2 separate regions of the Homo sapiens genome follow, and region 1 is linked to region 2. A link is an interaction called in ENCODE POLR2A ChIA-PET data of the cell type or tissue named here. Cell type or tissue: B cell. All regions are shown on one strand.

What was found. Peaks named below come from ENCODE experiments on the same cell type or tissue, not always from the same donor. Only the 100,000 strongest peaks of a DNase experiment are listed, where the experiment ranks them.
Region 1: POLR2A ChIA-PET joins it to region 2 with 9 read pairs; 2 of 35 experiments call an interaction of 5 or more read pairs at or near these places.

What each region holds. Positions count from the first base shown.
Region 1 is chr2:233,366,776-233,371,775 of GRCh38, reverse strand. The region is part of intron 1 of DGKD (diacylglycerol kinase delta); the gene reads right to left. Among named protein-coding and RNA genes, the nearest start is that of DGKD, 15 kb to the right of the region's middle. RefSeq lists a silencer at 3,846-4,046. In B cell, no CTCF peak of the experiment used is centred here; no DNase peak of the experiment used is centred here; H3K4me3 peaks cover 671 bases; H3K27ac peaks cover 3,651 bases.
Region 2 is chr2:233,172,705-233,177,704 of GRCh38, reverse strand. INPP5D (inositol polyphosphate-5-phosphatase D) reads right to left here. Exons shown (of 27, transcript NM_001017915.3): 18 at 359-440. Among named protein-coding and RNA genes, the nearest start is that of ATG16L1, 76 kb to the left of the region's middle. In B cell, no CTCF peak of the experiment used is centred here; no DNase peak of the experiment used is centred here; H3K27ac peaks cover 439 bases.

The sequences.
Region 1 (5,000 bases), 190 kb before region 2:
TGGTGCTGGAGCAACTGCACATCCACACAGGAAGAATGAAGTTGGAACCTGACCTCACACCACATACAAAAAATAACTCAAAATGGATCAAAGACTAAATATATTAATAATAGCTGAAACTACAAAACTCGTGGAAGAACATAGGTATAAATCTTGTCTTTGGATTAGGCAATGGTTTCTTAAGCATAACACCAAAAGCACGAGCAACAAAAGAAAAAAATTGGACTTCATCAAAATTCAAAACTTTTGTGCCTCAAAGGACACTATCAAGAGAGTGAAAACACAACTCACAGAATGAGAGGAAATATTTGCAAATCATGTATCTGATAAAGTTCTAGTACCCAAAATATATAAAAAACTCTTACAATTCAACAACAAGAAGACAACCCGATTGGAAAATGGGCAATGGACCTGAATAGGTATTTCTTCAAAAAATATATACAAATGGTCAATAAACATATGAAATGATGCTCAACATTGTTAGTCATTGAGGAACTGAATAATATAATATTCTTAAATTATTAAATATTATAACATTTATATTATAATAAGTGGAAAGTAACAAGAGTTGGCAAGTGTGGAAACATCAGAACTCTCATGCACTGCTGGAGGGAACATACAATGGTGCAGCCTTTGTGGTTTAGCAGCTCCTCAATAAGATAAACACAGAATTATCCAGCAATTTAACTCACATGTACGTACCCAAAAGAAATGAAAACAGGTCAGCTGGGCACAGTGGCTCACACCTGTAATCCCAGCACTCTGGGAGGCCAAGGCAAGAAGATCACTTGAGCCCGAGTGTTCGAGACCAACCTGGATAACACAGCAAGACCTCATCTCTACAAAAAATTAAAAAATTAGCCAGGCATGGTGGCACACATCTGTAGTCACAGCTGCTTGGGAAGCTGAGGTGGGAGGACTGCTTGAGCCCAAGATGTGGAGGCTGCAGTGAGCCATGACTGCACCACTGCACTCCAGCCTGGGTGACAGAGACCCTGTCTCAAAAATTTAAAAAAAAATACAAAATAAATGAAAATAGGTATTTAAATAATAATTTGTACATGAATGTTCACAGCAGTTCTATTCACAATAGTCAAAAGGTAGAAGCAACCCAAATATCTGTCAACCGATGAATGAGCAAACAAAATGTGGTACATTGACAGAACAGAGTATTATTCACTCAAACAAAAAAAAAAAAAAAAAAAGAAGAAGTTCTGAAACGTACAACGTAAATAAGCCTTGAAAACACAGTGCTCAGTGGCCGGGTGCGGTGGCTCACGCATGTAATCCCAGGACTTTGGGAGGCCAGGGCGGTCAGATCACTTGAGGTCAGGAATTGGGAGACCAGCCTGGCCACAACATGGTGAAACCCCCTCTGTACTAAAAATACAAAAATTAGCCAGGCATGGTGGAGTGCACCTGTAATGCCAGCTACTGGGGGGGCTGAGGTGAGAGGATCGCTTGAACCTGGGAGGCAGAGATTGCAGTGAGCTGAGATTGAGCCACTGCACTCCACCCTGAGAGAAAGAGCAAGACTGTATCTAAAAAATAAATAAATAATAAATGAAATATCCAGAATAGGCAAATCCATAGAGATGGAAAGCAGATTAGTGGTTGTCAGCAGCTGGGAGGAGGGGGAAATGAGGAGTGACTCACGATGGGGAAGGGATTTCCATGTAGGGGATACAGAAGTTCCCAAACTAGATAGAGGTGATGGTTACACAATACCATTAATGTACTTAATGGCACTTAACTGTGCACTTTAAAATGGTTAAAATAGCAGGTTTAAAAGAAAAAGAGTGTCCCTCTTCCATCATTCTATAAGGACAAAGCACCATTCATCAGGGGATGAGAGTCCAGCCCTTCCTGCAGGGGAAAGGGAGGCAGACACCCTTTACCCTCAGACACAGAAGAGCAGAGCCAGCAGAGTGGGCAGCAGGTGATCAGCAAACACCCACTACTCAGGAACACACATGGACACGGAAAATGGGGCCATTGCACATGAATTCAAGGTGAGGGGAGAGCCCGCCCAGAGCAGCAGAGACACAGCCTGGGCCCGTGGCCGATCACCCCACGGCCAGCCCCAGATTGTGCCCAGCCAAGTCCCCAGGAAACAGCAATTCAAACCCGCAGCCTGGCAAACGCCATTCAAGGAACATCACATCAGAACAGAAAGGGGGAGGGGAGAGGCTGATGGAAAAACATGCCATAAAGTACATGCACAAACCTGAAATGAATGATTGCAGAAAATGGAAGACCATTTTAGAAAAGATGTGATTCTTGTCCTAAGATGCAGGAAGACGTGGCCTTTATTTAAAAAGTTAAAATTAAAATGTTTTTAAAAGACAGGGAGCACCAAAATGAGAATAGGTTGAAATTAAAAGACAACAAGCTAAGATGCTGACCAAGATTAGAAAACAAAAACAATCACACTACGGAAAAATTAAAATCCAACTGGAAGGAGTCAAAGGGAAAAATGTACATTACAGAAAATGTCACTGGTGGCAAAAAGACAAAACTGAGGCCCCCAGAATGCTGATGGATACAGTGGACAGGGAAAAATACTGAGATGGACAGAGTGGTAAGGAGACAGATGGTCTAACCTACAGATGAGAACCTCCCCCCAAAAAATAAAATAAATGGAGATGCAATATGAGAGGCAGAGACAAAAGCCTTCCTCACAGAAAGCTACCCAACTCACTTTATGAGGCTGAGACAACCCTAAACCTAAGCCAATCCAAAAAAGGAAAACAAAGACCTGCCAGCCTGAAATCTTGAAACTCCTAGGCACTCTCGTCCCAGGACTGGCAGGAAATGGGCAGCAATGCACGCTGTGGGCTGGCAGCCTCGGCCACAGGACGCACACTGTCCCTTCTACCTGAAACTCCAGCTCCAGGACTCTATCCAGAAGATGAAAACAGATCGCAACATAGCAAGCAAGCCTTTAAAGACCAAAGAGCCAGATGAAGGTGTGTTTCCAGGAAAATCAGGATAATTTTAGCATCAAAAAGAATGACTGTAACTGATTGTAAAACACTGAATAAAAATTGCCATGAATCCATATAGTGATACTCAGGGTGGGTGTGGGGGTTTAGGGTTGGGGGGAGAGAAACATTTGCCTCTACTGGGGATGACTATTTACCAAATCCTTACCTCGAACATTGGTAATTAAACAAAGAATCCAGCAATTGACCTGCCTTTTTAGGAGGAACTGTGGTCCTTAACTCGGTTGAAGTGAGCAAATATCCTTTTATTTTCACTTTTTTGATGGAGTCTCGCTCTGTCGCCCAGCCTGGAGTGCAGTGGTGTGATCTTGGCTCACTGCAACCTCCTCCTCCTGGGTTCATGCGATTCTCCTGCCTCGGCCTCTGGAGTAGCTGGGATTACAGGTGTCCACCACGATGCCCAGCTAATTTTTTTGTATTTTTAGTAGAGATGGGGTTTTACCATATCGGCCAGGCTGGTCTCGAACTCCTGACCTCAAGTGATCGCCTGAGCCTTGGCCTCCCAAAGTGCTGAGATTACAGGCATGAGCCACCGCGCCTGGCCCCAAGAAAATATCTTTACAGAATAACACCAACAGATAAATGTGGAATAAATGACACAATGGGGGTGGCAGGAATCTCCATTTTAAAAACTCTTATAATAAAATTGCTTCAGGCAAGTCCTGTATTGTGTATGAATATGGAAACCATTTGGGGTAAAGGATATTTGCACAGTGCCCAGGAATCACCTATTACTTCCTAACTGTAAAGGGGAAATCACATCTCCAATGAAAAGATCTGGTCAGGCAAGGTGGCTCATGCCTGTAATCCCAGAACTTTGGGAGGCCAAGGCAGGAGGATCACTTTAGGTCAGGAGTTCAAGACCAGACTGGCTTAACGTAGGGAGATCCCACTTCTATTAAAAAAAAAAAAAAAAAAAGAAAAAAAAAAGAGGAAGAAAAGACCTAGAAATCTGTAAACCAAGCGATGACACAGCAGAGGGGGACAGCCTGACAGGACACACCCACCTCCAAGTGGGATGCGGTAGAGCACAGAGCATTCCATATTTAGGGATATGCCCAAAATGTCAACCAAAATATAGAAGTGAGAGTCTTTGAAACTGCTTACTTCTACTTTATAGGAAATATAGGAGATAAAACAACAATGTAAAAGAATGATGGGAAAACAATCAGAAAAATCCAGAAAGATTATTAGGTTGGTACAAAAGTAATGGAGGTTTTTGCCATTAAAAGTCATTAATACAGCTGGGTGCGGTGGCTCATGCCTGTCATCCCAACACTTTGGGAGGCCGAGGTGGGCGGATCACTTGAGGTCATGGGTTCGAGACCAGCCTGGCCAACATGGTGAAACCCCGTCTCTACTAAAAATAAAAAAATCAGCCGGGCATGGTGGCGGGCGCCTGTAGTCCCAGCTGCTTGGGAAGCTGAGGCAGGAGAATCATTTGAACCTGGGAGGCGGAGGTTGCAGTGAGCCGAGATCGCACCACTGCACTCCAGTCTGGGCGACAGAGTGAGATTCTGTCTGAACAAAAAAAAAAAAAAGTCATTAATACCAGACAACTGCCCTTGTCTCTTGAAAAAGTTGATGTTATAGGCAGGTAGGGAACGGGAAGAGAGAACAGTGGAAGCTGTTCTAATTTAACAAACTAAAGAGATAACAACAACCAAAGATGATGCGTAAAACTTGATGGGTACCTGGTTCCCAAAAGGAAGGTCATAAATGGCATTTCTGGTTCAACTGGGGAAATTTGAAAATGATCTGGATATTAAATGTTAAAAAGTTTTTTCAGGTATAATGGTATTGTTATATAAGAAAATATCCTCATGTTGTGGAGACATACACTGAGGTATTTAGAGGTAAACTGTGCTGGTTCTGGGGCTTCTCTGCAGCCCCCTTTCTTTCTCCTCCCCTGCCAGTCCTTCCTTCTTTGACTAGTCCTCCTCTTCCTCTTCTGCCCACCTCCTAAAAGCCAACGGCCCCAGCATCCAATCGGGC
Region 2 (5,000 bases):
TGCTTGGGGAGGCTGTGGCACGAGAATCGCTTGAACCCAGGAGGTAGAAGTTGTGGTGAGATGAGATCATGCCATTGTACTCCAGCCTGGGTGACAGAGTGAGACTCCGTCTCAAAAAGAAAAAGAAAAAAAGTGCTCTATAATTCAAATGTCTCCTAAAGCAGGGGATATGGATTAGGTGGCAGCACAAGACAGGCAGGGAAGCATCAACATTTCCAGGTCGCCTGATTAGGGTTACAGTGAATTCCTCCCTTTGACACATCAACAGACTGAAGCCCTTAGATTTTAGGGCAGTCACACCTCCCAGCTTGGTGCCATTCTCTGATCCTGTTCTGCTTTCCCCAGTGTTTGAACTCACCATAAGACTGACACACCACGTGCACCAGGGGATAAGACTTCCAGAGGACTCGGTCACACCAGGAAGGCAAGTTGTACTTCATCTGCAAATCAAAGTCATAGGCTTTAAAAAATGCCTCTTATTATTATTTTTTTAATCAGTAAAAGAACAGATTAACTGGTGGCCTCTGTAATCCTCAAATTCATCGGCTGTTGGCTTTTTATAGAATTTCCCTGTAGGTGGCTTTAAACTTTTTTCACATGGCTCAAGTCCAGACTCCACTGCCACGCCTTCTTCTTTAGACTAAGATAACTCACCTTGCTGTATTCCCTCACATATCCTCCTGACTACTTCAGTATCCCTTGTATCTTCACCTTCTCTTACTTTCTTTCTGACTCAGATGAACCCCCACCTGTATTTTCAGCTCAGTCTCTGCTCACTTTCTGCAGTCACTTACTTTAATAACACACTTCAGCTTCCACCCCCAGTTCTATTCATCCATCTGTCCACCTTTTCATCTCCCCATCTACCCATCTTTACTCATTCACCCATCCATCCATCCACCTACCCACCTATTCATTCATCCATCCACCCATCCACTTATCTACCTATTCATTCATCTATCCATCCACCCATCCATCCAACTACCTGTCCATTTCATCCATCCACCCATCCACCTATTCATCCACTCATCCATCCACCCACCCACCCATCCATCCACCCACCGACTAGCCATCCATCCATCCACCCATCCACCTATCATCATTTATCATCCTCCACCAACCCACACATCATCAATCCATTATCATCCTCACACCACACATCATCATCATCATCATCATCATCCACACTACCACCATATGGCTATCATCCATTCACCCATTCACCCACCTATCCACCCATCCATCCACCTATCCACCCATCCATCCATCCATCCATTCACCCACCCACACATCCATCTATCTATCCATCCATCCATCCACCCACCCACCCACCTATCCATTCGCCTATCCATCCATCCATCCATCCATCCATCCATCCATCCATCCATCGCACCCATCCACTCATCCATTGACCGTTCACACACCCGTCTACCTACTTATCCAATCACTCAAACAGTATCTATTAATACTATATGACAAGCCCTCTCCAGGGCCTCAGGCTGCAATGATGAGCAAGATGTCCATTAGGTGGGATAGACAAGGTAAACTGGCAATAACAACCCTCTTTTATCAATATCCTTATCCCCTCATGTTCTAGCTCTTTCTTCTCTGTCTACAAACATAAAGGAACTCATCCTGAAAGAGCTTATCTCTGTCATCTCCTTCAATTACTTTTCTCTTTTCTTCCTTTTACCAATTTTCTTTCAAGAATGTTCTATTTTCAGGCTGGGCATGGTGGCTCATGCCTGTAATCCCAGCACTTTGGGAGGCCAAGGCGGGTGGATCACCTGAGGTCGGGAGTTCGAGACCACCCTGACCAACATGGCGAAACCCCATCTCTGCTAAAAATACAAAATTACCCGGGCATGGTGGCGCATGCCTGTAATCCCAGCTACTCAGGAGGCTGAGGCAGGAGAATCGCTTGAACCCAGAAGGTGGAGGTTGTGGTGTGCTGAGATTGCGCCACTGCACTCCAGCCTGGGCAATAAGAGCAAAACTCCATCTCAAAAAAAAAAAAACAAAAGTTTTTATTTTCATTCTCTCTACTTCTGAACCATTCACTTTTTAAAAAAAACTTTAGGTACAACTTACATAAAGTGTACTAACCATAAGTGTACAGTCCCATGCATTTTTAGGTTTGTATAAACCCACTTACCCACTACCCAGAGCAAGATACAGAAAACCGCCATCATCCTAAAGCTTCCCTCATAAGCCTTCCTTGTCAATACCAGAGCCTCCTAAAGGTGAGCATTAGTGTGACTAACATCTCCATTGATTAATTTATATGAACGTATATAAATGGACTCACTCAGTAGATACTCTTTTATGTTGGACTCCTTCAGCCACTTCGTTGCTTATAAAAGTTCCATTGTTTATAAGTATCACATTTATCTACTCTACTGTTAATGGACATAGGGTTGTTTTCAGTTTTGAAGATTACAAACAAGGCTGCCATAAACATTCATTTTTTTTTTTTTTTTTTTTTTTGAGATGGAGTCTCGCCCTGTTGCTGAGGTTGGAGTGCAGTGGCATGGTCTCGGCTCACCACCATCTCCACCTCCCAGGTTCCAGTGATTCTCCTGCCTCAGCCTCCCGAGTAGCTGGGATTACAGGCGCCCATCAGCATGCCCGGCTAATTTTGTATAGAGACGGGTTTCGCGGTGTTGGCCAGACTGGTCTGGAACTCCTGACTTCAGGTGATTCACCTGCTTTGGCCTCCCAAAGCTCTGGGATTATAGGCGTGAGCCACCATGCCCGGCTAAACATTCTTATACCTATTTTTGGTGAACAAATATACAAATTTCTCTTGAACACACACCAAAGCGGAATTACTGAATCATAGAATAGGTGCATTTTTAGTTTTCATTGATTCTGCCTAACAGTTAGTTAAGTCCTTTTTTTTTTTTTTTTTTTGAGACAGGGTCTCACTCTGTTGCCCAGGCTGGAGTGCAGTGGGGCAATCTCAGCTCACTGCAACCTCTGTCTGCCGGATTCAAACAATTCTCCTGACTCAGCCTTCTGAGTAGCTGGGATCACAGGAGTGCGCCACCACACCTGGCTAATTTTTGTATTTTCAGTAGAGATGGGGTTTCGCCATGTTGGCCAGGCTGGTCTCAAACTCCTGGCCTCAAATGATTTACCTGCCTCAGCTCCCAAAGTGTTGGGAATACAGGCATGAGCCACTGTGCCCAGCCTAAACAGTTACTTCTTAACATTGCAGTTCTCGGCATCAGCTGCCTCTGAGAATTACCCGTGGGGCTCCACAAATAGTCATGTACCACAGTAATGGACTGCATATAGGACAGAGGTCCTACAAAATTATAATGGAGCTGGAAAATCCCCATCACGTAGTGCTGCTGTAGCTGTCATCACGTCACAGCGCAACACATTACTCACATGCTTCTGGGGATGCTGGTGCAAACCAGCCCACTGCACTGCCAGCTGTGTAAAAGCATAACAGTACAATTCTGTTCAGTACATAATATTTGATAATGATAAACAACTGTCACTCATTTCCGTGTTTACGATATTATTTATCATTAGAGTGTATTCCTACTTATAAGAAAATGTTAACTATAAAATAGCCTCAGGCAGGTCCTTCAGGAGGTAACCAGAAGAAGACATTGTCATCATAGGAGACGACAGCTCCATGTTATTGCCCCGAGGACCTTCCATGGGATGAGATGTGGAGGTGGGTGATAATGTCATTGACCATCCTGAGCCTGTTTCAGCCTAGGCTAATGTGTGCATTTATGGTTTTTGTTTTTGTTTTTTTTTTTGAGACGGAGCCTTGCTCCAGGCAGGAGTGCAGTGGCGCCATCTCGGTTCGCTGCAACCTCTGCTTCCAGGTTTCAAGCGATTCTCCTGTCTCAGTCTCCCAAGTAGCTGGGATTACAGGTGCACACCACTACGCCTAGCTAATTTTTGTATTTTTAGTAGAGACAAGAGTTTTGCCATGTTGGCCAGGCTGGTCTCGACCTCTTGACCTCAGGTGACTCACCCACCTCGGTCTCCCAAAATGCTGGGATTACAGGCATAAGCCACGGTGCCCAGCCTACGTCTTAATTTTCAACAAAAAAGTCAATGTAAATGAGAGTTTTGAAATTTTAAAACTTGAAAAAAAGCTTATAGATTAAGAATATAAAGAAATAAAATATTTCTGTACAGCTGTACAATGTGTTTGTATTTTAAGCTACATTTTATTACAAAAGCGTCAAAAATTAAATTGTTTATAAATAAAAAGCTTATAAATAAAAAATTACAGTAAGCTAAGGTTAGTTTATTATTGGAAAAAGAAAATTTAAAAAATAAATGTAGGGTAGCCTAAGTGTACAGTGTTTGTAAGGTCTACAGCAGTGCATAGTAATGTCCTAGGCCTTCGCACTCATTCACCACTCACTCACTGACTCACCCAGAGCAACTTCCAAGCCTGCAAGCTTCATTCATGGTAAGTGCCCTATACAGGTGTACCACCTTCTTTTTTTTTTTTTTTTTTTGAGACACAGTCTTGCTCTGTCACCCAGGCTGGCATGCAATGGCGCGATCTCGGCTCACTGCAACTTCCATCTCCCGGGTTCAAGCGATTCTCTTGCCTCAGCCTCCCGAGTAGCTGGGGTTACAGGCGTGTACCGCCATGCATGGCTAATTTTTGTATTTTTAGTAGAGACAAGGTTTCACCGTGTTGGCCAGGCTGGCCTTGAACTCCTAACCTCAAGTGATCCACCCACCTCGGCCTCCCAAAGTGCTGGGATTATAGGCATGAGCCGCTGCCCCCAGCCCATTTTTTTCTTTTTATACCATATTTTTACTGTACCTTTTTAATGTTTAGATACACAAAAACTTATTGTGTTACAGTTGCCCACAGTATTCAGTAAAGTAACATGCTATACGGGTTTGTAGCCTAGGATCAATAGGCCACACCATCTAACTGAAGTGGGCTTTGTGTATACACACTTCATGAGGTTCCCACAATGACGAAGTCACCTAATGACACGCTTCTC